Linked DNA regions of Homo sapiens: region 2 is linked to region 1. A link is an interaction called in ENCODE POLR2A ChIA-PET data of the cell type or tissue named here. Cell type or tissue: endothelial cell of umbilical vein. All regions are shown on one strand. Links, peaks and the distances in the headings refer to the core of each region. The heading gives the core; the rest is flanking DNA. Region 1 overlaps CSTPP1 (centriolar satellite-associated tubulin polyglutamylase complex regulator 1). Region 2 overlaps CSTPP1 (centriolar satellite-associated tubulin polyglutamylase complex regulator 1).

Evidence for each region. ChIA-PET counts read pairs that join two places held together with the same protein. Peaks named below come from ENCODE experiments on the same cell type or tissue, not always from the same donor. Only the 100,000 strongest peaks of a DNase experiment are listed, where the experiment ranks them.
Region 2: POLR2A ChIA-PET joins it to region 1 with 7 read pairs; 7 of 35 experiments call an interaction of 5 or more read pairs at or near these places.

What each region holds. Positions count from the first base shown.
Region 1 is chr11:47,050,814-47,066,269 of GRCh38, forward strand. It overlaps CSTPP1 (centriolar satellite-associated tubulin polyglutamylase complex regulator 1), which reads left to right. Exons shown (of 9, transcript NM_024113.5): 3 at 1,575-1,705. Among named protein-coding and RNA genes, the nearest start is that of ARFGAP2, 120 kb to the right of the region's middle. RefSeq lists an enhancer at 6,442-6,991. In endothelial cell of umbilical vein, for the core only: no CTCF peak of the experiment used is centred there; a DNase peak (open chromatin) is centred at 5,678.
Region 2 is chr11:46,984,362-46,999,817 of GRCh38, forward strand. It overlaps CSTPP1 (centriolar satellite-associated tubulin polyglutamylase complex regulator 1), which reads left to right. Exons shown (of 9, transcript NM_024113.5): 2 at 2,847-2,949. LOC124902670 (a long non-coding RNA gene) reads left to right here and starts at 14,615. Exons shown (of 2, transcript XR_007062665.1): 1 at 14,615-15,456. In endothelial cell of umbilical vein, for the core only: no CTCF peak of the experiment used is centred there; no DNase peak of the experiment used is centred there.

The DNA of each region.
Region 1 (15,456 bases), core at 4,724-7,223:
GCTTTTGAAAGCCCCTCTTCTAACCTAATCTTTTGCCAGGTGATGTCCGCATACTTCCTCAGGGTGTCTTAGAAGTAGATTTCTATGCTAGCTCTCCATGAAAGGAGAAGAGTATATAATTTGCTTTTTCATACAGTGCTGTTACTATTAGGAAGGAACTAACTTTATTCTAAATGAAAACACACTCTATATTAAAGACAAGTTAGATACTTTCCCATGAAGTTGGTCTAGGAGAAGGGAAACGGAATAGATGCCTCCTGAAATTTTTTCCTGTTCCATTCAGAGTCAGATTTTTCCCCCCCTTTATATGGTCAACAAATGAAAACTGGCATTTGGAATTACCATCGTTCCCCCCATTGCTTGCCATCTTCAAATTTAATGTCTGCCTCTCCACAAAGATTAACATGTTTCCACTCCTGATTTACTTGTCAGGGAATTTAGAAGTTTTCTGGAACCTAAAGTTCACTCTGGTAGGGATGATTACTGGATAATTGCCTATTCTTCGGTGGAATTTCCACTTTTAGATTACACCAGGCTCTACAGCCTTTATTTCTTTGGCAGGAAAACCCAAAGGCAATGGAGTATATTTTTTTCCCTTCCCTGGCCCAGCTTAAACAATGACTCACTTGGGCCCTGGGGCTTTGCTTCATACTCTCATTTAGGGGCCACTTTATACCCTTGTTTCTATTTTCCTTTCTTGTTCTGTTTGGACCCTTTATATCCTTTGGCACATGGGATTTGTCTCTGGGGTTATTGTCAGAGAGATATATAAAACCACCCCAAACTGGAACAGCCACTCCAGTTATGTCCCCATAGCCATGTCATCCTTATGGCAGCTGGTATAGGCCAGGGAGAGTACAGAAATAATATCTTTTTTCTTTTTTTTTTTTTTTTTTGAGACTGAGTCTCACTCTGTTGATCAGGCTGGAGTGCAGTGGCATGATCTCGGCTCACTGCAACCTCCACCTCCCAGGTTCAAGTGATTCTCCTGCCTCAGCCTCCCGAGTAGCTGGAATGACTGGTGCACGCCACCATGCCCAGCTAATTTTTGTATTTTTAGTAGAGACAGGGTTTCACCATGTTGGCCAGGCTGGTCTCCAACTCCTGACCTCAAGTGATCCACCCGCCTTGGCCTCCCAAAGTGCTGGGATTACAGGCGTGACCCACTGCGCCCAGCCCAGAAATAATATCTTTAAGGAAACCTAATTCCAAATGCAGTAGAGGGAAAAGTATTCTCCAAAAAGAAAGATATGAGTGCCAGTGTCATCCAGTTAGAGGCTAAAAGGCTTTCCTCCATATGCGTTGCTCGAATGACTGATTCAGATGTCCTCTGTGTGTACCTGTGGAAGGTGGGAAGCACTCAGAGGAACTGGCCTCCAAGAGTTTTCGGAAAGGTATGGTTATATGAAGAGACTTCCCCATAGAAGGACTAGGTCTAATCTAGAGTTCAGAGTTTTGTTGGGGAGAAAAATTCCCCGTTTTTGGCAGTGGTTCTCTCTGGTCTCAATTTTTCATTCTGATTCCAGCCTTCTGGATTCCATCTAACAATGACTTCTTGACTTTTCTCTTTGCAGTTTTAACAGTGTATGCCAGGGAACACACATTCTCTTTCGAGAATTCAGCTTCGTCCAAGCCACCCCCCACAATAGGGTATCATTTTTACGGGCCTTCTGGAGATGCTTCCGAACTGTGGGCAAAAATGGCGGTAAGTCTTCCCAAATTCTTTTTCCTTCCTTCCTTCCTTCCTTCCTTTCTTCCTTCCTTCCTTCCTCTCTCTCTCTTTCTTTCTCTCTCTCTTTTCCTCTCTTTCTCTTTCAAACTTTTTCTTTTGTTCCTATAAATATTGTTTGAATGCATGCTATTCAAGGCATTTAGAATACCTCACTTTTGAGGAGTTGTCTGGTTTATGTCAAAGATATTACTATTACCACTACCATCACTAATGGTACCTATTAAGAGCCAAGTGTAGCTCTTTACATGTAGTAACTCATTTATCTTTACAAGGGCTCTCTGTGGTAGATACCATAATCCCCATTTTGTAACTAATGAAACTGAGGATCAGAGAGGTTAAGTAACTTGGCAAGGTTACATAGTAAATTCTGGGCCCAGATTTATACCCAGGCAGTCTGACTTCACAGCCCTTGCTCTTGGCAGATATTAAAATGCCATGCAGTAAATACAAGGAATAATGTGAATATGAAGAAAGAAACTCCTGAATGGGGGTGGGATGGGGATACTGTTGTTAGAGAAGGGAGAGAAAAGTGGAGTAGAGAAGGTTCTCCTTAGAACTGACTGTTTGATCTAAGCTGGGAAGGAAGAGTAGGAATCATTCACATGGATAAAGGAGAGAAGGGCATCCTAGGTAGAACATATGCTGAAGCACAAAAGAACCTAGAATACTTACATAACAGATCAGGATGTCTAGAGTTTGTGTGGAGTTTATGAAGGAGGTTAGGGGAGATGAGACTGTAAAGGAATAATGGAGCTGCTGAAAGATCATTTTTTAGCCATAAAAAAGAAATTGGGCCAGGCACAGTGGCTCAGCCTGTAATCCCAGCACTTTGGGATGCCAAGGCAGGTGGATCACTTGAGGTCAGGGGTTTGAAACCAGCCTGTCCAACATGGTGAAACCCCGTCTCTACTAAAAATACAAAAATTAGCCAGGTGTGGTGGCGCACTCCTATAATCCCAGCTATTCAGGAGGCTGAGGAACGAAAATCGTTTGAACCCTGGGGGACAGAGGTTGCCGTGAGCCGAGATCGTGCCACTGCTCTCCAGCCTGGACGACAGAGCAAGACTCTGCCTCAAAAAAAAAAAAAAAGAAAAAAGAAAAGAAAAGAAATTGGGGCTGGATGTGGTGGCTCACACCTGTAATCCCAGCATTTTGGGAGCCCAAGGTGGGAGGATCACTTGAGCCCAGGAGTTTGAGACCAACCTGGACAACATACTGAGACTTCGTCTCTACAAAAAAATAAACAAAATTAGCCAGGTGTGGTGGCACATACCTGTACTCACAGCTACTTGGGAGGCTGAGGTGGGAGGATCACTTGAGCTGAGGGAGGTTGAGGCTACAGTGAGTCATGATTATGCCACTGACTCTAGCCTAGGTGACAGCGAGATCCTGCTTCAAAAAAACAAACAAACAAACAAAAAAGTTAAATTTTATTCTCTGGGTATTATTTGAAGGCTTTTTTTTTTTTAAAGACCCTGTTGCAGCCGGGCACGGTGACTCATGCCTGTAATCTCAGCACTTTGGGAGGCCGAGGCGGGCAGATCACAAGGTCAGGAGATCGAGACCATCCTGGCTAACATGGTGAAACCCCATCTCTACTAAAAAATACAAAAAAATTAGCCGGGTGTGGTGGCGGGTGCCTGTAGTCCCAGCTACCCGGGAGGCTGAGGCAGGAGAATGGTGTGAACCCAGGAGGTGGAGCTTGCAGTGATCCAAGATCGCGCTACTGCACTCCAGCCTGGGTGACAGAGCAATACTCCGTCTCAAAAAAAAAAAAAAAAAAAAAAAGACCCTGTTGCCCAGGCTGGAGTGCAGTGGCATGATCATATGATCATAGTTCACTATAACCTTGAGCTTCCAGGCTCAAGTGATCTTCCTAACTCAGCCTCCCAACTAGCTAGGACTACAGGTACATGCCTACCATACCTAGCTAATTTTAAATTTTTTTGTAGAGACGGGGTTTTGCTGTGTGGCCCAGGCTGGTCTCAAACTCCTGGGCTCAAGGCCTCAGCCTCCCAAAGCACTGGGATTACAGATGTGAGCCACCATGCCCCATCTTATTTGAAGGCTTTTAGATAGGAGAGTGGTGTGGTGATATCTGAGCTCTAGAAAGATCATTCAAAAGGCAGTGTAGAAGATGGCCTAGACTAGAGACAAGGAACATAGAAGTCTGGTAGTAGTTGAGTGAGAGATTAGACCCAACACTAAGGCAGTATGGAGACAGAAGGGGCACTTTCAGAGATAGAATCCATAGGATTTGGTGATTGGATTTGGCATTAAGATGAGAGAGAAGACCGTGGTAATTTCCAAGTTTTTGGCTTGGGCCACTGGGTAAGAATATTTTTTAAAAGCCTTCAAGTAATAGCCACAGAATAAATTTCAATTTTTTTTTTTTTTTTTTTTTTTTTTTTTGGAGACAGGGTTTTACTCTGTCACCCAGGCAGGAATACAATGACACAATCTCAGCTCACTGCAGCCTCGACCTTCCAAGCTCAGGTGATCCTCCCACCTCAAGTAGCTGGGAATATATTTGTGCACTACCATGTGTGGCTAATTTTTCTATTTTTTATAGAGTTGGGGTTTCGCTATGTTATCCAGGCTGGTCTCAAACTCCTGGGCTCAAGCCACTCGTCCACCTCAGCCTCCCAAAGTGCTGGGGTTATAGGCGTGGGCTACCATGCCTGGTCTCCTACTTTCATATTATGTGTTTTCATAAATACCTTTAAGACAATTTCTTGCTTGCTTGCTTTTCTTTTTCTTTCTTCTTTCTTGCCTTCCTTCCTTCGTTCCTTCCTTCCTTCCCCTCCCTCCCTCCCCTCCCTTCCTTCCTTCCCCTCCCCTCCCCACTGAGGTTATAGTCAGTGAATAGGTAGTCTCCCTGCTTTTGAATTTATGAGATTCCCCACCATGCTCTAATCAATGCTACTGCTACGAAACTGTAACTTTTCTAAATAGCTACTAAATATATAGCTATTAAACTTTTATATGTAGTTACTAAATCTTTTCTAAAACTTTTCCACCCAATATCTTATTAGTTCCACTGCCCTAAGAAATAGGTAAAGTGGGTATTATTGTGCCCATTTTGTAAATAATGAAATTGTGTAACTTGCAGAAAGATTTCATGGTGAATTAGTAGCAAAGCTAGAAATTGAACCCAGATTTACTAATATGCTGATGTGCTATTTCTACTATTTTTACTTCAATCATTGCCTCTTTGACATATAACTCTGGAGATCATGCATCTCCATTACAGTATTATGAAAGAAGTACTTAGTGTACTGAGGATCGTATCATTTCCCTTACAGAATAAATGCACTAATAGGCAAAAACCAATGTGGACTCAATTTTAAGTTAAGTAATTCAGAAAAACTATTCCATTGGTCTCTATGTAAACAAAACTGGGAACTGTGAGTATATAGGTAAAGCTCGTGCTATGTTATCAGAGGTTATCTTTCCCAGTCCCTCACTCAGTCAGCAAATATTTGTTTTAGACCACCTAGTACAGTCGTCTCTCAGTCTATGCAGGGATTGGTTCCAGGACCCCTGTTTATACCAAAATCCACGCATAATCAAGGCCTACATTAGTCCTGTGGAACTCTCATATGTGAAAAGTCAATCTTCCGTATACAGGGCTTCATATCCCTAGAATAGTGTATTTTCGATCCATATTTGGTTGAAAAAAATCCACCTAAAAGTGTGGACCTGCACAGCTGAAACCTGTGTTGTTCAAGGGTCAGCTGCATGTTGAAGAATATGGCTAGAGCTAGTTTCTGTGATAGAACATATGGAGATAACTATGGAAAACAGTCTTCAGATAGCCTTAACTTTTTTCCTGATATAGAAGTGGGGCCTCTTCAAGAATGTATTTACTATCACGAGGGATTCATATAGCATTTGGACTCTTAGCAGATGTGGGTTTCTTTATCTTTCTAATAGCAGCTGCCAGTGACTCATCCAGCTGCTAAGAATAAGCAGCTCCAAATTCCCCCAGTTTCTCCTTGTGCCATAAACAAGACCTAGATTTTATGCTGGCTGTTTATTGTTATCCTTCTTAATCAGACAGCCTCAGATTTCTTAGACTAAATGCAACATCTGTGTCTAGGTGTTCCTAAAATAATTGGTTAAGTAGCTTTAATGTATTCTCAGCTTTTTCTAGGAAACTCCAGAACATCTTTCTAAACCAGAATGTGTCAATCTCCAATTTTAATCCGGAATTAGTGAAAACTCTTGGCGGCAAGGTTCTAAAGGAAAGGATTTATTAAGCCCCATTTTATCAATTATAATGCCAGGTACCTACCTACTCAGTGGAACTCCTACTGCATTATTCTTCTGCAGATAACTTCCTTAGAATGTCATGTGCATACTTTAGCATTATCAAGTGGAAAGTAACTCTTCTGGGAGGTAGCAAAACAAGAGCATAACATATCTAAAAATGAAGCCACCTGTAGAACTCTAAGGACCTGGTCCCTTTTGACAAAAAATATTTTATTCCAGTTTTTAGCAAGTACAGGATATGATATCTTTTCTGCATGACTGAGTACTGATGCTAATTATCTTGTCCAAATTTTAGATAATCTCATGAAGACTGTAACAAACCTCTTGGTATCTAAGCAACTTTAGACTCTTGGAAGCAAAAGTTATATTAGAATTTTAAAAGCCTTTAAAATTACACTTCTCACTTTGCTAATTTTTTCTGTATAGGAATATTAATCTGAATTTTCTAAGTCTGGCAAAGATTGATATTCTCTTAATGTAAATCTTTACTTCTGTTTAGGGATATCGGCTCAAAAGTGCCTTCTCCAAGTTTATTTTCAATTAGAATTTAATTTTCAATATATACATATATACACATACATACATATATATATTTCATTTGATAAAATAATGATAGGTACTTCCTCTTCTATCTGTGAAGAAGTATCTACTAAGGGAATTGCCCTCTTGCCACTAACAATGAGAAAATCAGCATATCTGAAACAACAGTTTTCAGACATTGGGCAATAGGCAGTGGGGGCTGTGGATTCTGAGAGCCAGTTTCCAAGCAACAGTATAGGGAGAGAGATTGTCAAAGAGCTTAGCAGTGTTATTGAGTTGAGGAGGCAGAGACTGGGGTTTAGGGAGGCTGGAGCAGCCAGTATTTACAGGTCAGAATCCAAGAGAGGAAGAAGTTGTTCAGTGAGCTCCAGAATCTTTGGCTACAAATTCTGCATATGTGTGGGCTGGAAAAAGAACCACCAGAAAACAGTGGGCCAAACAATTTCTGGAGTATACAAGGGGCTAAGGATAATTCAAACTTCTACCAGCCATAGGGAAGAGACCTCAAAACACACCGGGCACTGGGTAGAGTTCTCAACAGTTTAAAAGCAAAAAGGATTAAATCGATCCGCAAGTAATTTAATGCTATATAAGAACAAAATTCAATAATCTTTAAAGGAATTTAACAAAATCCAGCATTCAGCAATGCAAAATTCACAAAGTCTGACATCCAATTCAAAATTACCAGACAGGCCAGGCATGGTGGCTCATGCCTACAATCCCAGGACTTTGGGAGGCCAAGGCAAGTGGATCACTTGAGCCCAGGAGTTCATGACCAGCTTGGGCAACAGAGCAAAACCCTGTCTCTACAAAAAATTTAAAAAATTAGCCAGGTGTGACACCTGTGGTCCCAGCTACTCTAATGGCTGAGGCGGGAGGATTGCTTGAGCCTGGAAAGTTGAGGCTGCAGTGAGCTGTGATCGCACCACTGCACTCAAGCCTGGGCAATAGAGTAAGACCCTGTCTCAAAAACAAAACAAAACAAAATAAAATTACCAGACATTAAAAGAAGCAGGAAAATACAGCCCATAACCAGGAGAAAAATTAATCAATAGAAACACAGATCCAGAAATGACAGAGATGATGGAATTAACTAACAAGGACCTTAAAATAGTTATTTTAAATCATATAAATATGCTTAAGTATGTAAAGAAAACATGAATATGATTAGGAGATTAGTGGAAGATATTAAAAAGATCCAAATGGAATTTCTAGACATGAAAAATACAATATAGTGAAAATGATAATAATAGCAATTAACATTTATTAAGTGCTTCTATGTAGATTATCTCATTTTTCTTCACAACAACCCTATGTGTTAGGTAGATGCTATTATTTCCTTTGCATAGAAAATGAAACAGATTTAGAATGTTAAATAACTTGCTGTAGGTCACACACCCAGTCAATGAAAAAGCCAATGCCAGGAGAAGCCATGAAGTCTGACTCCAGGCTGTATTATTGCTTCAGCGTGTTATGCATCAACACTGCATGACAGGCTGGAAATACAAATGAGTAAGTGACAATACTTGCCCTCAAGGAGCTCTTATTCTAGGAGAAGAAACAGTAGCATAGGAACCAACCCAAATGCCCATCAATGATAGACTGGATAAAGAAAATATGGAACATATACACCACAGAATACTATGCAGCCATAAAAAGGAACGAGATCGTGTCCTTTGCAGGGACATGGATGAAGCTGGAAGCCATCATCCTCAGCAAACTAACACAGGAACAGAAAACCAAACACTGCATGTTCTCACTCATAAGTGGGAGTTGAACAATGAGAACACGATGGACACAGGGAGGAGAACATCACACACCAGGTCCTGTTGGGGGGCTGGGGGGTGAAGGAAGGGAAGTTAGAGGGCAGGTCAATAGTTGCAGCAAACCACCATGGTACACGTATACCTATGTAACAAGCCTGCACATTCTGTACATCTATCCCGTTTTTTTTAGAAGAAATAAAATAAACTAGATTCTTAATTCAACCCCACCCCCTCTCTGCCAAAAAAAACCTGAGTGGTGTAGAAATAGTCTCCATAGAGTACAGGTGATTTTTAGAGCCACACATAAGATTCCATAATAGCACAAGGGAGAAAATAGTCAATTCTATAGAAGCGGGTGAAGGCTATAAAGGTGCAAAGACAGTTGGGATGGATCTTGGAGCAGTAGAAAGCTGTTAAGCAAATAAGGAATACGTTCTAAAAACAGGGAACACGATTTCTGAAAGTATGATAACATGAAACAACATGGTTCCTTTGGAAAGTGGTAAGAAGTCATTGTGGCCAGTATTTAACACATAATAAGGAAACACTACCACAGTCAATAGGAGATAATGCGGAATGCTTTTATGTGCCATACACTGAGCAAAATGTTTACATGTATTCATTCATTTAATCCACACAATAAACATATGAGTTGATATGATTACTATCCTGTTTTATATGTTAAGACACAGAGTCCGCTGGGCGCGGTGACTCATGCCTGTAATCCCAGCACTTTGAGAGCCCGAGGCAGGTGGATCCTTGAGGTCAGAAGTTTGCGACCAGCCTGGCCAACATGGTGAAATCCCTTCTTTACTAAAAATACAAAAATTAGCTGGGTGTGGTGGTGCATGCCTGTAGTCCCAGCTACTCAGGAGGCTAAAGCAGGAGAATTGCTTGAGTCTGGGAGGTGGAGGTTGCAGTGAGCCAAGATCATGCCACTGCACTCCAGCCTAGGCAACAGAGCGAGACTCTGTCTCGAAAAAAAAAAAAAAGAAAAGAAAAAGAATCGAAACTGAGAGTCAGAGGATTAAGTAACTCACACAAGGCCACAGCGCTTATAAGTAGCACAGCTCATATTCCAACCTACGTCTTCACAAAGTTCACATTTTCACATTCTTTCTCTTTTCTTTTCTTTTTTTTTTTTTTTTTTTTGTTTGAGACTGAGTCTCACTCTGTTGCCCACTCACTGCAACCTCTGCCTCCCGGGCCCAAGCAATCCTCCCACCTCAGCCTCCCTAGTAGCTGGGAATACAAGCACATACCACCACACCCAGCTAATTTTTGTATTTTTTGTAGAGATGGGGTTTCACCATGTTGCCTAGGCTGGTCTCAAACTCCTGGGCTCAAGCAGTCCACCCGCCTCAGCCTCCCAAAGTGCTGATTACAGGTGTGAGCCACCACTCTCAAGCCCACAAAGTCCACATTCTTAACAACTCTGCTGTGCCTGCTACCCCAGGTTATGAAGGGCTTTGTGTGCACTAAAAAGCATAAGAATGATACAATGGACTTTGGGGACCCGGGGAAAGGATGGGTTGGGGGTGAGGGATAAAGGACTACAAATTGGGTTCATTGTTACTGCTTGGGTAATGGGTGCAACAAAATCTCACAAATCGCCACTAAAGAACCTACTCATGTAAACCAGATACCACTGGTTCCCCCAAAACCCTATGAAAATAAAAAATTTCTCCTGAAGTTAGTAGAATCTTCTCCATTTGTGTGGTATTTTCACATGTAACACAGACAAAAGCATGGAAAATGTAAGGCAGGTAAAAGTGAAAGCATAGACCCGTTAGGAGACTACTACAATATAACAGAAATGACCATGAAAATGAAGAGCTATTTAAGAAGTTGGTTTGACAGGATTTGCTGATTCATTGTGTGAGGGATGTGGCAGAGAAAGAGTCAAGAATGAATGCCAGAATGTAAAGTATGGCCAGTTTTATCCCTCTCTTGCTTTTTTCCTTTCCTTTTTTTTCTTTCATCTTTTATGTTTCACTCTGAATTCACAGTGGTTTTGTGTTCATATTTATTCATTCGACAAACATTTATGTATCAGTTCTTGGTGATAAAGCAGTGACTGGGACAGACAGAAATTTTTATTCTTGTCAACTTTGCTGTATGATCAGAAAATTGACAAAAATCCCTGCTTTTATAGAGCTTACATTCTAGGAATCAGGGAATTGCAGTGGGTCTATCTGAGTATGTGATAAAAATCTGTTAGTTTTTCTAAAATATCTATTGTTTATGGTGGACAAAGTGATGTCAAGGGAAAATGCAGACACTTTAGGCTGAAATGAAGATGTTGGTCTGACTTCTTTTTGTAATTGCCTTGAACTTCACTTGATTTTGCTTGTCACTAATCCTTATCTTCACCAGTAAAAATCATTCAGTGAGGATTAATAGCGCTTTACTACAGGAGTGGGTGGCTGTCTTTGAATTATTAAAGAGCAATTGTTGCTTCTGTAATGTTTTAAACAAACAAGAACTGTTCCATGTGGTCTCTTCAGTGATGTGGGCCCCACCAGCCAATTATCTTCACCTGCTCCAGCCAGTGCATCTCCTCTTCTCATTTTCTCCCAGAAACCAGATGTAGACAATCAACAAGAATTTCAGTGCCTGTTTCCTAGCTCCCGTTTTGTTTATTTCTCCTGAGTTCCTAATTTTCCCTTTGTTTTTCATGTTTATTTCCTTCTTCAAAATCTTTTCTCCAGGGAGAAAATTGACAATTGATGGCCCCTCAAATCATTCACCTCTGTACCTCCAATAACTTTAATCTTTCCCCCTATTTAATGTTCTCTTTTTTTTCAATGTTGGTTATTTGGGGCTCTTACGCAAGCATTCCTGGAATGCTTTTGTCACTATCTTCTCTCCCACCTGAAGCTCCTCAACCCTCCATACATAATACCTGTAGGTTTTAGTTTTAAAGGTCAGGTCCTTAAAGAAGCCTTCTCTGTGACTCCCTTCCTTATCTGAATTGGGTCCTTCCATTATAATTTTTCAGATTATCCTCTGATTTTTATCATATCATTTATTACAGTTTCTGACTCAGTATTTACTTGAATGACTTTTAATGTCCATCTCCCTTATTAAAATTATAAACTTTATGAGTACAGGAACCTTGTTTGTTTTGCCAGTAATTATATCCCTAGCACCTAATACAGGTGAATGATTTTTTTGTTATATAATATGAAGGCTTACCTTTTCCCAGTAATGATACAGAAGATAGATTATTGAATGGATTATATTATCATTCATTTTATCAGAGGATAGGTTAGTTTTTAAAATCTGCTTTACACTAACTTTTCTATATTGTATAGGAACTTCTGATTTAAATTAATAATAGCTACCCCTTATTGAGCAAATGCTATATGCCAGGTACTAAAGTTCATGTTTAAAGTGTTCCACTAAAAACCAGCCTAATCAAAGCTATACTATACTAAATAACACCTAATTAAAATAATATTCAGTATTCCAAAATAAGGATTTGAAAGATTTAGATCATGATCTGTAATCAAACTTTAAACACTGGTGAATAGTACATCCGTTCCTTCTTTTGTATTCTGGGTTTTTGCCTTCACTCCATGAAAGGTATCACAAACTAGTAGTCGGCTAACTACACATGCCTTGGCCTACAGATGTGTCTTCTTTGACTTTCAGTGTTAAAAATACTTAGATTCAATTAGATGCCAATGTTTCACATAAAAGTCTCAATTTCAGTTTCACTTGAAGAATGGAAAATCCTCCCAGCACCATGCCCACATTCCTGCAGGGAGACAGTTCACCAGGGCAGAGATGCAGCTGCTCCCTTTAGACAGGGCATGTGGTCTCAGATTTACCACCAACCCAAGCTGCCCTGCTTCACCTGCTGACATTCCCTGCGCGTCTGTAGGCATTGGAGTTTGCTACCATTGCTAGAGCTTCTTGGTCCATTTATAATCACTAAAAGGTAAAGTTTCACTCTTAATTCAGTCAGGAGCTTTTTCCTCAACTATTAATAGATTCTCTTTCTCTTTTCTCCTTGATATCTCCATGATATCACATAAAATTTTAGAATTAGAAGGGACCTTAGAAATTATTTCATCTTGAAACTAGGTCTTAAATATATATATATGGTTTTTCTTATTATTGTGGTAAAATATATAACAAAATTTACCATTTACCACTTTTTAATTTGAGAAATCTTTTTTATGGCAATAAAACCTATATAACAAAACTTACCACTTTAACCATTTTTAAGTGTACAGTTCCGTGGCATTAAGTACATTCACAGTGTTGTGCAACCATTATTACCCTCCATCTCCAAAACTCTTTATCTTGCAAAACCGAAACTCAGTAGCCATTAAACAATGACTCCCATTTCTCTCCTCCTCCAGTCCCTAGAAACCACCATTCTACTTTCTGTATCTATGTATTTGACTATTCTAGATACATCAGATAAGTGTGTACAATATCTGTCCTTTTGTGTCTCACTTATGTAACTTAGCATGATGTTTTCAAAGTGCATCCATGTTGTAATATGTATCTGAATTTCATTCCTTTTTATGGCTGAATAATATTCCATTGTGTGTATATACCACATTTTGTTTATTCATTCACCTGTTGATGGCCACTTGGGTTGTTTCTACATTTTCGCTGTTGTAAGTAATGCTGCTATGAATGTAAGTGTACAAATATCTTTCTAGTCCCTGCTTTCCATTACTTTGGGCACATAACTAGAAGTGGGATTACTGTACCATACAGTAATTTTATGTTTAATTTTTTGAGGAACTGCTGTAAAGTTTTCTACAGCAGGTGTATCATTTTACATTCTCACCAGCAATGCATAAGGGTTCCAGTTTCTCCACATCCCCAATAATGCTTGTTGCTATTTTCTATTTTTCTGATAATAGCCATCCTAAAGAATGTGAAGTGGTATCTCATGGTTTTGATTTGCATTTCCTTAATGACAAATGATGTTGAGTGTCTTTTAATATGCTTATTAGCCATTTTATATCTTCTCTAGAGGAGTATCTATTCAAGCCCTTTGCCCTTTTTGAATCAGGCTGTTTTGTCGTTGAGTTGTAGGAGTTCTTCATGTATTCTGGATATTCATTCCTTATCAGGTATATGATTTGCAAATTTTTTTTCTGTTCTGTAGGTCATCTTTTCACTTTTTTTTTATCATATCCTCTGATGTACAAAAGTTCTTAATTTCAATGAAGTCCAATTTATCTGTTTTTCTTTTGTCCTCTGTGTTTTTGGTGTTATATCTAGGAAATCATTTACAAATCCAGTGTCATGGAGATTTCCCCTATGTTTTCTTCTAAGAAATTTCTAGTTTTAGCTCATAAATTTAGGTATTTGATCAATTTTGAGTTAATTTTTATGTAAGGTATTAGGTAAGGGTCCAACTTCATTCTTTTGCACGTGCATATTCAGTTTTCCCAACACCATTTATTGAAAAGACTGTCCTTTCTCCCCTTGAATGGTACCCTTTGCACCCTTGTCAAAAGTCAAATGACCATATATATGAGGATTTTTGTTTCTGGGATTTACATTCTCTTTTGTTGGTTTGCCTGTCCTTATGATTACTGTGGCTTTGTAATAAGTTGGGGTTTTTTTGTTTTGTTTGTTTGTTTGTTTGGTTTGTTTGTTTTGAGATAGAGTCTCACTCTGTTGCCCAGGCTGGAGTGCAGTGGCACGATCTCAGCTCACCGCAACCTCCACCTCCTGGGTTCAAGCGATTCTCCTGCTTCAGCCTCCTGTGTAGCTGGGATTACAGGCACATGCTACCACACCCGCTAATTTTTGTATTTTTAGTAGAGACGGGGTTTCATCATTTTGGTCAGGCTAGTCTTGAACTCCTGACCTTGTGATCCACCTGCTTCGGCCTCCCAAAGTGCTGGGATGATAGGCTTCAGCCACCACACCCAGCCTTGTAATAAGTTTTAAAATCAAGAAATGTGAGTCATCCAACTTTGTTCTTCTTCAAGGTTGTTTTGGGTATTCTTGGTCCTTTTAAAGATATTTTATGAATGGTTTTTTCTATTAAAAAATACCATTGGAATACCATTGGAATTTTGATAGGATTGCAGTGAATCTATAGATCACTTTCGGTGGTAGTATCACCTTGACAATATTAAGTCATTTAATCTATGAACATAGGATGTGTTTCCATTTATTTAGGTCATCTTCAGTTTCTTTCAGCAATTTTTTTTTTAAGAGAAAGTGTCTTGCTCTGTTGCCCTGGCTGGAGTGCAGTGGCACAATCATAGCTAATTGTAGCCTTGAACTCCTGGGCTCAAGCAATCCTCCCACCTCTGCCATCAAGCCCAGCTAATTTTTTATTTCTTTTAGAGATGAGGTCTCACTCTGTTGCCCAGACTGGTCTCAAACTCCTGGCCTCAAGCAATCTTCCTGCCTCTGCCTTCCAAAGCAGAGGGGTTGCAGGCATGAGCTACCACGCCCAGCCTCTTTCAGCGATGTTTTGTAGTTTTCAAGTATACAAGTCTGTCACCTCCTTGGTTAAATTTATTCCTAAGTATTTTATTCTTTTCATGCTATTGTAAATGGAATTGTTTTTCTTAGTTTCCTTTTCATATTTTTCATTGTTAATTTATAAAAATATAATTGATTATTATTATTATTATTTTTTTGAGACAAAGTCTCACTCTGTCGCCCAGGCTAGAGTGTAGTGGCGTGATCTCGGTTCACTGCAACCTCCGCCACCCGGGTTCGAGCAATTCACCTGCTTCAGCCTCCCAAATAGCTGAGATTACAGGGACATGCCACCACCCCAGCATGTAATTGATTTTTGTATCTTGATTTTGTATGCTGCATCTTTGCTGAATTCATTTATTAGGTCTAACAGTTGTGTGTGTGTGTGTGTGTGTGTGTAAAATCTTTAGGGCTTTCTGCATATAAGATCATATCATCTGTGAACAGAGGTTATTTTATTTCTTTCTTTCTAATTTGGATGCCTTGTGGGTTTTTTTTTTTTTTTTTTTTTTTTGTTTGTTTGTTTTTTCCTTAATTGCTCTGGCTAGAACTTCCTGTACTATGATGAATAGAAGTAGTGAAAGCAGGCATCTTTGTCTTTTTCCTGATCTTAGGGGAAAAGTTTTTCAGTACAGCAGGTCCTCAAATAACATAATTGCATTATAA
Region 2 (15,456 bases), core at 5,593-8,092, 66 kb before region 1:
GAAGAAATAGAATAAAGCATGTGAAACAATTAGTACAGTACTATATCTGTCACATTGTTGTTTAATAAATTGTGCAAGTACTCAAAAATGGTAGCTGTTATTATTTGTAATATGAAACTAAATATCTGATTGGTAGATTAATGTTAAACATGCATGGTCCAATATATTTCTTTCTTTCCTTTTTTATATTTTTGGTATAAAGTCTATTTTCTTGAAAATTCCTGCTTTTTTTTTCTAGAAGGACAAAAGTACTTTGATTTTTACTGCTCTGAAAATATTTATCCCGTAAAAAGCTTTCACATTAACTTTGAGTCCCTGGAGCTAGGGAGGAGAAGCAGCAGGATTTGCTACTAAGTAGAGCTCTTTCATTTCTACCATCAAAAAGAAAAAAAAAAAAAATCCTGTGCTAGCCTTAGGTAGAGCTAAGTCATAAAAGGCCATATAGCCTAAGGAAGGACTCTTTTTATAAGATCAGGATAAACCGATAGAAGAAAGGAAGGAGAACACAGAGGTGAAAATGCAGCTGATTTTAATGTTTCCCTGGCCATTTTCCCTCCCAATTTAATATACACCTAATTATAATTATTATATTTTGAAAACAATACCAGAAATTGGCAGGTATTATCTCACAGCTTCACTCTTAGTTTTGGCCGTTTCTTAAAGAAACAGTTTTCTAGTTGGATGAACTGTTGAGTTGAGGCACTGATTTTGTTTTCACCTCTTTTTGGGTGGGGTTGGGGGTGGGCAGTCAGGGTTTGCAGTGGTTTATAGTTGTTAGTTTTGGGAAGCACTCATTTAGATAGAATGAGTCACAGAATGTAAACAGGTCATCCATCTGGACTTTAGGCTGCTGGGAACGTGGTGAAACCTTAGGTCACCGCGATCATTATGGTCAAATGAAGACTTTTGGGCTCAGGTTGGCAGGTAAACTTACTTGTTTTATGAGCTTCACTAGACTACCAGGACTTCAGAAATAGTTTTTTGAAATACCAATATTTATAAATTTTAGGTAATTCCATCATATTTTCCTGAGGAATGAAACTGTGAAAGAAGTAAATGTCTACTTTGGCAGCAACTTCATAGAATTGCTTTTTGGAAGGATATTCATCACTTTGGGGTTTTTTGTTCTCACTGCTCCAGATGAAAGTATTTTTCTGAATTTTTTATGGTAAATGTGGACACTGAATTGGAAGCTTCTATGTAAAGTTTGTCAGGAAACCTCTGTCATACCTAAGGATAAAATTCAGAGAAAGGGAAGAAGTATTTGAGTACCTGACATCTAAGAAGTTCTGGCCTATGTTGTTTACTGAGTAAACTCCCAATAATGCTTTGAGACAGGCTTTTAAGGAAACATGTTATCAATCACGTACTATGTACCAAACACATAGTGGTGTTTTACCTGTATTATCTTATTTATTTCTCATAACCCTATAATGTAAGTACCATTATTATCCCCATTTTACCATGAAGAATAGGCTTGAAGAATAATTTGTTTATGGTCACATAACTAGGAAGTGGCAGAGCTGAGAATGGAGCTCTCAACTCTCTGTAATCCAAAGCCCAGGTTCTTAACCAGTGATTCTTAAACTTAAGAGTACATAAGAAGCATCAGGAGTACTTGTTAAAAATTACTGGGCTGTAGTAAAAAATGTAAGGTCACTAAATCTGGGACAGTGCCAGACTATAAATCTGCGTTTTAAACGGCATCCCAGGGGATTCAGATCAAGAAATTGATTGACCATATTTTGAGAAACATAGTTAAATTATATTGCTTTTCACACTTGATAAAGAAGAAAACAGGTGTAGACTAAGTAACTATCCAAGATTAAGCTACCAAGACAGAGCCATGATTCAAACTCAGGTCTGTCTCACTCTAATACTCATACTTTTTATTATACGCCCATGATTAACTCACACATTTCCAAGTCACAACAAATGCAGAAAACATGACATCTAATAAACCAAGCCAGATAGATTTCATGGTCTTGTTATTTACCAAAGTTAATAACTTATATATACACCAGTACGAAAATTTTCATGGTCCTTAAACCTTTCCAGTGACTTTTTTTTTTTTTTTCTAATTTAAATTAACTGAGTTTTCTTTTTTTTCTGTTCTGAAATGAAGTCTGGCTCTGTCGCCCAGGCTGGAGTGCAATGGCATGATCTTGGCTCACTGCAACCTCCACCTCCCAGGTTCAAGCAATTCCCCTGCCGCAGCTTCCTGAGTAGCTGGGATTACTAGCTACTCAGGAAGTAGCCACTGCATCTGGCTAATTTTTGTATTATTGGTAGAGACAGGTTTTCACCATGTTGCCAAGCTGGTCTCGAACTCCTGACCTCAAGTGATCCACCCGCCTCAGCCTCCCAAAATGCTGGGATTACAGGCCTGAGCCACTGTGCCTGGCCAGAGTTTTCTTTACAATCATACCATCCATGCTTCAAGCATGGAATTACTAACTCCCTGGGATAAGTTTCTGATGCAGAAATGGAAAAGAATAGAAGGAGGTAGAAAGAAAAGAACTTCCAGGTGTATCTGCTGAATGGTGCTAAATCTCCTCTTCAACCCACCCTTGTGATTGAGATGAAGAATGAAGGGTTGATGCTAATACTAACAGCCAGTCAAATGGCAATTGGTCATGTTCACATCATCTCCCAATCTATCCTTTGAGACTATAGCTCAGTTAGGGTCAGCAAGTTTGCTTTGCCTATTCCAGTCCACTGATGAAGTGTCATCAGACAGAGCCAACACCTGGATTGCCTTACACATGACCTCCTACTAGGATTGGGATCATTCTTTTTAAAATCTTTCTCTCATTTTCTCTTTCTCTCTTGCTATTTGATTGCAGCTCAGCGACATGTCCTCACCTACATGGAGGATGCAGTGTGCCAGCTGCTAGAAAACAGGGAAGATATTAGCCAATATGGAATTGCCAGGTTCTTCACTGAATAGTAAGTACATGAATGTTGTACTAATACAGTGAACCCAGAGGAGGCGCTTGGAAGCAGGCAGGATACTTGAGGAACAGAGCAGGACAATGCTGATTAGGTAGTGGCAGTGAATGTTTAGTTTTGGTAGGTTGGTTGTGGGCCGCCCAAACATGTTTTGGAGCATGCCTTTGGTGCAGCTAGTTTGTCCAGTGATGTCTCATGAATAGTTTTGATTACAGTAGCTTAACAACTGCTTGTTTGATCTATTAGATCTATTTCTGTAGGTTTCTCTTTTAACTTTCTCCTTTATTCAAAATATTCACTTTGATTTCCTTTCGCTGATGTTCATCTAGCCTGTTTTTTTTCATGGCTGGCTTTTCTCATGGAATCTAGGCTAATGTTCCTCTGCAGTTTTCTTTCTACAGGATGCTGTGCCAATCACTTAATGATTTAAGTGTATTTCTAATCAGCAAAGTGAAGAGACAACCCACAGAATGGGAGAAAGTATTTGCAAACTACCCATCTGACAAGGGATTAATAACCAGAATATATAAGGAGCTCAAATATCTCTATAGGAAAACATCCAATAATCCCATCAAAAAATGGACAAAAGATGTGCATAGACACTTCTCAAAACAAGACATACAAATGGCAAACAGGCATAAGCAAAGGTGCTCAACATCATTGATCATCAGAGAAATGCAAATCAAAACTACAATGAGATAACATCTCACCCCAGTTACAATGGCTTGTATCCTAAAGACAGGCAATAACAAATGCTGGCGAGGATGTGGAGAAAGGGAACCCTTCTACACTGTTGATGGGGATGTAAATTAGTATAACCACTGTGGAGAACAGTTTGGAGGTTCCTCAAAAAACTAGGAATAGGGCTGCCATATGATCCAGCAATTCAACTGCTGGGTATATACCCAAAAGAAAGGAAATTAGTGTATCGAATAAATATCAGTACTCCTATGTTTGTTACAGCACTGTTTAGAGTACTAAGATTTGGAAGCAATCTAAGTGTCCATCAACAGATGAATGGGTAAAGAAAATGTGGTACATATACACAATGGAGTATTATTTGGCCCTAAGAAAGAATGAGATCCTGTCATTTGCAACAACATGAATGGAACTGAAGATCATTATGTTAAGTGAAATAAGCCAGGCACAGAAAGACAAACATTGGATGTTCTCACTTGTTTGTGGGATGTAAAAATCAAAACAATTAAACTCATGGACAAAGAGAATAGAAGGATGGTTACCAGAGATTGGGAAGGGTAGCAGGGGGCTGGGGGAAGAGGTGGGGATGGTTGATGGTTACAAAAAAGAAAAAAAAGAATGAAAAAGACCTGCTATTTGATAGCACAACAGGGTGACTCTAGTCAATGATAACTTAATTGTTCATTTTAAAATAACTCAAAGGGTACATTTAGATTGTTTGTAACACAAAGGAAAAATGCTTGATGGGGTGGATACCCTATTCTCCATGATATGATTAGTTAACATTGCATGTCTGTATCAAAACATATTATGTGCCCTAAAAATATATACACCTACTATGTACCCATGAAAATTAGAACTTAAAAAAATTTTTTAAAGGAATATTTCTAGAGGGAGGATATCTTTCATAGATTATATATTTGAAAGGTCATACCTAGGCCAGGCATGGTGGCTCAAACCCGTAATCCCAGCACTTTGGGAGGCTGAGGTGGGCAGATCATGAGGTCAGGAGTTGGAGACCAGCCTGACCAACATGTTGAAACCCCATCTCTACTAAAAATACAAAAATCAGCCAGGCATGGTGGCACGCACCTGTAATCCCAGCTACTAGGGAGGCTGAGGCAGGAGAATCGCTTGAACCCAGTAGGCAGAGGTGGCAGTGAGCCAAGATGGTGCCACTGCACTCCAGCCTGGCCAACAGAGAGAGACTCCGTCTCAAAAAAAAAAACAGGTCATACTTCTTTATAAAGTATACTTAGAATGTGTAAAAGTCAAAATGATTACTACCTTTTTTATTTTTCTGAGATAGAATTTTACTCTGTTGTTAAGGCTGGAGTACAGTGGCATCATCATGGCTCATTGTAGCCTTGAACTCCTGGGTTCAAGGAATCCTCCTGCCTCAGCCTCCCCAGTAGCTGGGACTACAGGTATGTACTATCATGCTCAGCTAAATTTAAAATTTATCTTTTGTAGAGACAGGGTTTCAGTATGTTGACCAGGCTGGTTTTGAACTGCAGGCCTCAAGTAATCCTCTCACCTTGGCCTCTCAAAGTGTTGGGATTGTAGGCATGAGCCACCATGCCCAACTGATTACCACTTTTTGAATATCACAGAACTGTTTTTAGGCTGAATGAGATAAACACTTTAAAAACACATTAATATTCTTTTTCTTCCAACTTTTATTTTAGATACAGGGAATACATGTGCAGGTTTGTTACATGGGTACATTGCACCCAGGTAGTGAGCATAGTACCCAATAGGTAGTTTTTGACCCATTACCCCTCTCCCTTCTCCCCTCTAGCAGTCCACAGTGTCTGTTGCTCCCATGTTCATGTCCATGAATGCTCAATGTTTAGCTCCCACTTATAAGTGAGAACATGTGGTATTTGGTTTTCTGTACCTACATTAATTCACTTAGGATTATGGCCTCTAGCTCCATCCATGTTGCTACAAAGGACATGATTTCATTCTTTTTTATGGCTGCATAGTACTCCATGGTATATATGTACCATATTTTCTTTATCCAGTTCACCTTGATGGGCACCTAGGTTGACTCCATGTCTTTGCTATTGTGAATAGTGCAGCAATGAATGTACGAGTGCATGGGGAGAATGATGTATTTTCCTTTGGCATACCCACTAATGAATGGGACTGCTGAGTCAAATTGTAGCTCTGTTTTAAGTTCTTTGAGAAATCTCCAAACTCATTTCCACAGTAGCTGAATTAATTTACATTCCCACCAACAGTGTATAAGCATCCTCTTTTCTCAGCAGCCTTGCCAGCATCTGTGTTTTTTCTTTTTTGACTTTTTAATAATAGTCATTCTGACTGGCATGAGATGGTATCTCACTGTGGTTTTGATTTGCATTTCTCTGATGATGAGTGATAATGAGCATTTTTTCATATGTTTCTTGGCCACTTATATATCTTCTTTTGAGAAAATGTCTGTTCATGTCCTTTGACCATTTTTAAATGGGGTTATTTCGTTTTTGCTTCTTAAGTTCCTTATAGATTCTGGATATTAGACCTTTGTTGGATGCATAGTTTGTGAATATTTTTTCCCATTCTGTAGGTTGTCTATTGATAGTTTCTTTTGCTGTGCAGAAGCTTTTTAGTTTAATTAGGTCCCACTTGTCAGTTTTTGTTTTTGTTGCAATTGCTTTTGGGGACTTGGCCAAGAATTATTTGCCAAGGCTGATGTTGAGAAGGATATTTCCTAGGTTTTCTTCTAGGATTTTTATAGTTTGAGATCTTACATTTAAATCTTTAATCTATCTTGAATTAATTTTTGTATATAGTGAAAGGTAAGGGTCCAGTTTCATTCTTCTGCATATGGCTAGCCAGTTATCCCAGCACCATTTATTAAACAGGGAGTCCTTTCCCCAGTGCTTGTTTTTGTCAGCCTTGTCAAAGATAAGATTGTTTTAAGTGTGTGCTTTATTTTTGAGTTTTCTGTACTTTCCATTGGTCTATGTTTCTGTTTTTGTACCGGTACCATGCAAAACGCAATCTTCATGAAAGGATGTGCTAGAGAAATACATATGCCATCACATATTTATATAATCGTTTGGATTCTCTTTCCTTTTCTTCTGGTTTTTGGGAACATTCTAAGAAAGGAAGAGTAATCCTTATAGGCTTCCATTTAAGTGAATCTTGAACTCAAGTTCATCTTTCTTGAACATAGTTTTTTTTTTTTTTTTTCCTTTCTGTTCTCCAGAGGCTCCTTGGAGATCAGACAGCTATTCAAATGGCCTCACCTTGGGTTTCTGTTAGGGGAATACTTGAGATTCCCTAGCTCTTTTGCTGAACTCTAAAGTTCTTTTCAATGAAATCTAGATTTTTTATGGATTGGCATTTAGGTTCGTTGGAAAAAGAAGCTTTCTGGGAGTAAAGTTGTTCCTTTCACCCAGTCTTCTAAAGGAGGATGAAGTAGAGAAAGGAATTTTATTTGTTCTCATGATGTGGGCTGGAGCAAATGAGGTGGGCAGGGAATAAAGACTGAGATTGAATAGCCTTGCTTGCTTTTACAGAACAGACAAGTGAACTGACAAGCCTACGGGTCAAGTTTCTATACCATTTAATCTGTACCAGCACTCTTGAGGCTCCTTGCCAAGTGAAATATGACTCTTCTGGGGGTAATGCTTCTTCCTGGCTTTTTTCATTTTACTCCCCTCCCCATCTCTGTTACAAGTCTTTTCCCTATTACACTGGTTGCTTGAAGGTAGGCATCATTTAAATTTTTTTTTGAGGCAGAGTCTCCCTCTGTTGCCCAGGCCGGAGTGCAGTGGTGCAATCTTGGCTCACTGCAACCTCCGTCTCCCGGGTTCAAGAGATTCTCCCGCCTCAGCCTCCCGAGTAGCTGGGATTACAGGCACCCGCCACCATACCTGGCTAATTTTTGTATTTTTACTAGAGACGGGGTTTCACCGTGTTAGCCAGGCTTGTCTTGAACTCCTGGCCTCAAGTGATCTGCCCGCCTTGGCATCCCAAAGTGTTGGGATTATAGGTGTGAGCCATTTGTGCCCGGCCTCATTTATTCTTCATCTTTGCATTCCTGGTACTTGGCATGATGCTTTGCATATAATAGATGTTAGCTAAATATTTATTGAATCAACAGCAGTATCTATATTTTAAGTTATTGAATACTATCTACTCTTCTAGATTTTGTTATAATAAGGACTACTTTCTTGTTTTTTCCTCCCTTTCTTTTTTTATTTTTTTTATTTATTATTATTTTTTATTATACTTTAAGTTCTAGGGTATATGTGCACAACATGGAGGTTTGTTACATATGTATACATGTGCCATGTTGGTGTGCTGCACCCATTAACTTGTCATTTACATTGGGTATATCTACTAATGCTATCCCTTCCCCCTCCCCCCACCCCAAGACAGGCCCCAGTGTGTGATGTTTCCCATCCTGTGTCCAAGTGTTTTCATTGTTCAATGCCCACCTATGAGTGAGAACATGCGGTGTTTGGTTTTCTCTCCTTGTGACAGTTTGCTCAGAGTGATGGTTTCCAGCTTCATCCATGTCCCTACAAAGGACATGATCTCATCCTTTTTTATGGCTGCATAGTATTCCATGGTGTATATGTGCCCATTTTCTTAACCCAGTCTATCATTGATGGACATTTGGGTTGGTTCCAAGTCTTTGCTATCGTGAATAGTGCCACAATAAACATACATGTGCATGTGTCTTTATAGCAGCATGATTTATAATCCTTTGGGTATATACCCAGTAATGGGATGGCTGGGTCAAATGGTATTTCTAGTTCTAGATCCTTGAGGAATCGCCACACTGTCTTCCATAATGGTTGAACTAGTTTACAGTCCCACCAACAGTGTAAAAATGTTCCTATTTCTCCACATCCTCTCCAGCACCTGTTGTTTCCTGACTTTTTAATGATCACCATTCTAACTGGTGTGAAATGGTATCTCATTGTGGTTTTGATTTGCGTTCTCTGATGGCCAGTGATGATGAGCATTTTTTCATGTGTCTGTTGGCTGCATAAATGTCTTCTTTTGAGAAGTATCTGTTCGTATCCTTTGCCCACTTTTTGATGGGGTTGTTTGATTTTTTCTTGTAAATTTGTTGAAGTTCTTTGTAGATTCTGGATAGTAGCCCTTTGTCAGATGGGTAGATTGCAGAAATTTTCTCCCATTCTGTAGGTTGCCTGTTCACTCTGATGGTAGTTTCTTTTGCAGTGCAGAAGCTCTTTAGTTTAATTATACCCCATTTCTCAGTTTTGGCTTTTGTTGCCATTGCTTTTGGTGTTTTAGACGTGAAGAAGTCCTTGCCCATGCCTGTCCTGAATGGTATTGCCTAGGTTTTCTTTTCTTTTCTTTTCTTTTTTTTTTTGCCTAGGTTTTCTTCTAGGGTTTTTATGGTTTTAGGTCTGACATTTAAGTCTTTAATTCATCTTGAATTAATTTTTGTATAAGGTGTAAGGAAGGGATCCAGTTTCAGCTTTCTACATATGGCTAGCCAGTTTTCCCAGAACCATTTATTAAATAGGGAATCCTTTCCCCATTTCTTGTTTTTGTCAGGTTTGTCAAAGATCAGATGGTTGTAGATGTGTGGTATTATTTCTGAGGGCTCTGTTCTGTTCCATTGGTCTATATCTCTGTTTTGGTACCAGTACCATGCTGTTTTGGTTACTGTAGCCTTGTAGTATAGTTTGAAGTCAGATAGCATGATGTCTCCAGCTTTGTTCTTTTGGCTTAGGATTGTCTTGGAAATGAGGGCTCTTTTTTGGTTCCATATGTACTTTAAAGTAGTTTTTTCCAGTTCTGTGAAGAAAGTCATTGGTAGCTTGATGGGGATGGCATTGAATCTATAAATTACCTTGGGCAGTATGGCCATTTTCACGATATTGATTCTTCCCATCCATGAGCATGGAATGTTCTTCCTTTTGTTTGTGTCCTCTTTTATTTCGTTGAGCAGTGGTTTGTAATTCTCCTTGAAGAGGTCCTTCACATCCCTTGTAAGTTGGATTCCTGGGTATTTTATTCTCTTTGAAGTAATTGTGAATGGGCGTTCACTCATGATTTTGCTCTCAGTTTGTCTGTTATTGGTGTATAGGAATGCTTGTGATTTTTGCACATTGATTTTGTATCCTGAGACTTTGCTGAAGTTGCTTATCAGCTTAAGGAGATTTTGGGCTGAGATGATGGGGTTTTCTAAATATATAATCATGTCATCTGCAAAGAGGGACAATTTGACTTCCTCTTTTCCTAATTGAATACCCTTTATTTCCTTCTCCTGCCTAATTGCCCTGGCCAGAACTTCCAACACTATGTTGAATAGGAGTGGTGAGAGAGGGCATCCCTGTCTTGTGCCAGTTTTCAAAGGGAATGCTTCCAGCTTTTGCCCATTCAGTATGATATTGGCTGTGGGATTGTCATAAATAGCTCATTATTTTGAGATACACCCCGTCAATACCTGATTTATTGAGAGTTTTTAGCAGGAAGGGCTGTTGAATTTTGTCAAAGGCCTTTTCTGCATCTGTTGAGATAATCATGTGGTTTTTGTCTTTGGTTCTGTTTATATGATGGATTACATTTATTGATTTGTGTATGTTGAACCAGTCTTGCATCCCAGGGATGAAGCCCACTTGATCATGGTGGATAAGCTTTTTGATGTACTGCTGGATTCGGTTTGCCAGTATTTTATTGAGGATTTTTGCATCGATGTTCATCAGGGATATTGGTCTAAAATTCTCTTTTTTTGTTATGTCTCTGCCAGGCTTTGGTATCAGGATGATGCTGGCCTCATAAAATGAGTTAGGGAGGATTCCCTCTTTTTCTATTGATTGGAATAGTTTCAGAAGGAATAGTACCAGCTCCTCTTTGTACCTCTGGTAGAATTCAGCTGTGAATCCATCTGGTCCTGGACTTTTTTTGGTTGGTAGGCTATTAATTATTGCCTTAATTTCAGAGCCTGTTATTGGTCTACTCAGGGATTCAACTTCTTCCTGGTTTAGTCTTGGGAGAGTGTATGTGTCCAGGAATTTATCCATTTCTTCTAGATTTTCTAGTTTATTTGCGTAGAGGTGTTTATAGCATTCTCTGATGGTAGTTTGTATTTCTGTGGGATCAGTGGTAATATCCCCTTTATCATTTTTTATTGCGTCTATTTGATTCTTCTCTCTTTTCTTCTTTATTAGTCTTGCTAGTGGTCTATCAATTTTGTTGATCTTTTCAAAAAACCAGCTCCTGGATTCATTGATTTTTTGAAAGTTTTTTTGTGTCTCTATCTCCTTCAGTTCTGCTCTGATCTTAGTTATTTCTTGCCTTCTGCTAGCTTTTGAATTTGTTTGCTCTTGCTTCTTTAGTTCTTTTAATTGTGATGTTAGGGTGTCAGTTTTAGATCTTTCCTGCTTTCCCTTGTGGGCATTTAGTGCTATCAATTTCCCTCTACACACTGCTTTAAATGTGTCCCAGAGATTCTGGTATGTTGTGTCTTTGTTCTCATTGGTTTCAAAGAACATCTTTATTTCTGCCTTCATTTCATTATGTACCCAGTAGTCATTCAGGAGCAAGTTGTTCAGTTTCCATGTAGTTGATTGGTTTTGAGAGAGTTTCTTCATGCTGAGTTCTAGTTTGATTGCACTGTGGTCTGAGAGACAGTTTGTTATAATTTCTGGTGTTTTACATTTGCTGAGGAGTGCTTTACTACCAACTATGTGGTCAATTTTGGAATAAGTGCGATGTGGTGCTGAGTAGAATGTATATTCTGTTGATATGGGGTGGAGAGTTCTGTAGATGTCTACTAGGTCTGCTTGGTGCAGAGCTGAGTTCAATTCCTGGATATCCTTGTTAACTTTCTGTCTCGTTGATCTGTCATATGTTGACAGTGGGGTGTTAAAGTCTCCCATTATTATTGTGTGGGAGTCTAAGTCTCTTTGTAGGTCTCTAAGGACTTGCTTTATGAATCTGGGTGCTCCTGTATTGGGTGCGTATATATTTAGGATAGTTAGCTCTTCTTGTTGAATTGATCCCTTTACCATTATGTAATGGCCTTCTTTGTCTCTTTTGATCTTTGTTGGTTTAAAGTCTGTTTAATCAAAGACTAGGATTGCAACCCCTGCTTTTTTTTGTTTTCCATTTGCATGGTAGATCTTCCTCCATCCCTTTATTTTGAGCCTATGTGTGTCTCTGCATGTGAGATGGGTCTCCTGAATATAGCACACTGATGGGTCTTGACTCTTTATCCAATTTGCCAGTCTGTGTCTTTTAACTGGAGCATTTAGCCCATTTACATTTAAGGTTAATATTGTTTTTTATTTTATTTTATTTTTTTTTTTGAGACGGAGTTTCGCTCTGTCGCCCAGGCTGGAGTGCAGTGGTGCAATCTCGACTCACTGCAAGCTCCGCCTCCCGGGTTCACGCCATTCTCCTGCCTCAGCCTCCCGTCTAGCTGGGACTACAGGCACGCGCCACCATGCCCGGCTAATTTTTGTATTTTTAGTAGAGACGGGGTTTCACCATGTTAGCCAGGATGGTCTCGATCTCCTGACCTCGTGATCCGCCCGTCTCGGTCTCCCAAAGTTAAGGTTAATATTGTTAATGTGTGAATTTGATCCTGTCATTATGATGTTAGCTGATTATTTTGCTCTTTAGTTGATGCAGTTTCTTCCTAGCATTGATGGTCTTTACAATTTGGCATGTTTTTGCAGTGGCTGGTACTGGTTTTTCCTTTCCACGTTTAGTGCTTCCTTCAGGGGCTCGCCTGGTGGTGATAAAATCTCTCAGCATTTGCTTGTCTGTAAAGGATTTTATTTCTCCTTCACTTATGAAGCTTAGTTTGACTGGGTATGAAATTCTGGGTTGAAAATTCTTTTCTTTAAGAATGTTGAATATTGGCCCCCACTCTCTTCTGGCTTGTAGAGTTTCTGCCAAGAGATCTGCTGTTAGTCTGATGGGCTTCCCTTTGCGGGTAACCCGACCTTTCCCTCTGGCTGTCCTTAACATTTTTTCCTTCATTTCAGCTTTGATGAATCTGACAATTTTGTGTCTTGGAGTTGCTCTTCTCGAGGAGTATCTTTGTGGTGTTCTCTGTATTTCCTGAATTTGAATGTTGGCTTTCCTCGCTAGGTTGGGGAAGTTCTCCTGGATAATATCCTGAAGAGTGTTTTCCAACTTGGTTCTGTTCTCCGCATTACTTTCAGGTACACCAATCAGATGTAGATTTGGTCTTTTCACATAGTCCCATATTTCTTGGAGGCTTTGTTCGTTTCTTTTTACTCTTTTTTCTCTAAACTTCTCTTCTTGCTTCATTTCATTCATTTGATCTTCAATCACTCTTACCCTTTTTTCCAGTTGATCAAATCGGCTACTGAAGCTTGTGTGTGTGTCACATAGTTCTTGTGCCATGGTTTTCAGCTCCATCAGGTCATTTAAGGTCTTTTCTACACTGGTTATTCTAGTTAGCCATTCGTCTAATCATTTTTCAAGGTTTTTAGCTTCTTTGCGATGGATTCGGACATCCTCCTTTAGCTCGGAGAAGTTTGTTATTACCTATCGTCTGAAGCCTTCTTCTCTCAACTCGTCAAAGTCGTTCTCCGTCCAGCTTTCCTCTGTTGCTGGCGAGGATCTGCGTTTCTTTGGAGAAAAGGCACTCTGATTTTTAGAATTTTCAGCTTTTCTGCTCTGGTTTCTCCCCATCTTTGTGGTTTTATCTACCTTTGGTCTTTGATGATGGTGACGTACAGATGGGGTTTTGGTGTGGATGCCCTTTCTGTTTGTTAGTTTTCCTTCTAACAGACAGGACCCTCAGCTGCAGGTCTGTTGGAGTTTGTTGGAGGTCCACTCCAGACCCTGTTTGCCTGGGTATCACCAGCGGAGGCTGCAGAACCGCAAATATTGCAGAGGAGCAAATGTAGTTGCCTGATCGTTCCTCTGGAAGCTTTGTCTCAGAGGGGCACCCAGCCGTATGAAGTGTCAGTCGGCCCCTACTGGGAGGTGCTTACCAGTTAGGCTACTCGGGGGTCAGGGACCCACTTGAGGAGGCAGTCTTTCCATTCTCAGATCTCAAACTCCGTGCTGGGAGATCCATTACCCTCTTCAAAGCTCCGTTGGAAATGCGGAAATCACCCGTCTTCTGCGTCGCTCACGCTGGGAGCTGTAGACTGGAGCTGTTCCTATTCGGCCATCTTGGAACCTCCCCTTTTCCTCCCTTTCTTGATTCTTTGTGGTAAAGCTCTATATTGTGCCATTTTAGAAGCTGTATACTGTGCGCCTTGCACTCCAAAAGTGAATTCCACTTGTTCTGTGTAGCCAATGCTGAGCTGTAGTGAACCAACAGTAAGGCTGACTGTAGGCAGCTTTTATCTACCAACACACTGTTGAAAAAAAATCGTAAGATTTTCTACAGTGCTGATAGAAATGTACTTGCCAAGCAGGCTGTTTCTTGTCCCCAGAAAGCTGAAATTTACATAATATACGAGTGACACATACCTGACACTTCCATAAGTCTATGACACCAGATTGGCTTGAGGTAAATTATTCTAAGAAGTGAAAAGTAAACCAGCTCCAGAAACTTTTGGGTTTTCTTTTTTTTTGAAGACCTGAAAGGTGTGGATGTATGACAGAATGGGAAATAGTGTAAGTATAATTTGGTAGACAAGGAGACCTGGATGATGGAAGCTCCTGAGTTTACTTTGTGAATTTGATTTAGTTAGTGAAAATCCTTCACTTTCAGGCTTCAGTTTTTTTGTTTTGTTTTTTTTTGTTTTTTGAGATGGAGTCTTGCTCTGTCGCCCAGGCTGGGGTGCAGTGGCGCGATCTCGGCTCACCGCAAGCTCCGCCTCTCAGGTTCACGACATTCTCCCGCCTCAGCCTCCCGAGTATCTGGGACTACAGGTGCCCGCCACATGCCCGGCTAATTTTTGTTTTTTGTATTTTTAGTAGAGAGGGGGCTTCACCGTGTTAGCCAGGATGGTCTCGATTTCCTGACCTTGTGATCCGCCTGCCTCGGCCTTCCAAAGTGCTGGGATTACAGGTGTGAGCCACCGCGCCTGGCCTCAGGCTTCAGTTTTGTATTGATTAATAAGAGAAACATAGTGAAGTGGAAAGAGCACTACCCTAGAAGGAAAAAGAGCTGCTTATTCTTCTAAGTCCTCACTCTATAACCCTGGGCAAATTTCTGAAATATGGGCTTCAGTTGCCTCATCTATGAAGTGGGTTTAATAAAGCCTTACATGATAATAATAATAATATAATAATTATATATTATAATATGCAGTTTTTACTAAACTAATACCATGTCTCAGCTACTACAATTCTTTGAGATGGGTACTATTATTATTGTTATCTCTGTTTTATAGAGGAGGAAGTGGATGCTCAGAAAGATTAAAATAGCTTCTTCAAGTTCACAAGCTGTTAAGTGACAGACTCAGGAATCAAGCCTCATCTGCAGTATTATAGAGTCCACTGTTCTCTACTGCCTCCAAGCCACTTTACTGCTTAATGTTGCTAGAGGGCTAACCAGATCATATTTGGAGGTTTCTTCTAGCTATAATTTCTACTATTTTTGAATTCTCCCTTATGAACTATACTTTGCAAGCTTATCACACAGCCTTAGCTGGTGACCTCAGTTTACTGCCATTTAAATGTTTAATATGGCCTTTTGGGGGATGCAACTAGAGCTGACTATAAAGAGCAGGAAGCATGATTTTCAAAAATATGTTAACGGTATCCTTCCATCTTACAGTTTCGAGTTCACATCTTGAGACTTTCATATATTTAGCCGTGGGTGATTTACCTTTAAACAGTGATAAAAGTACTCCTTGAAATTGTATT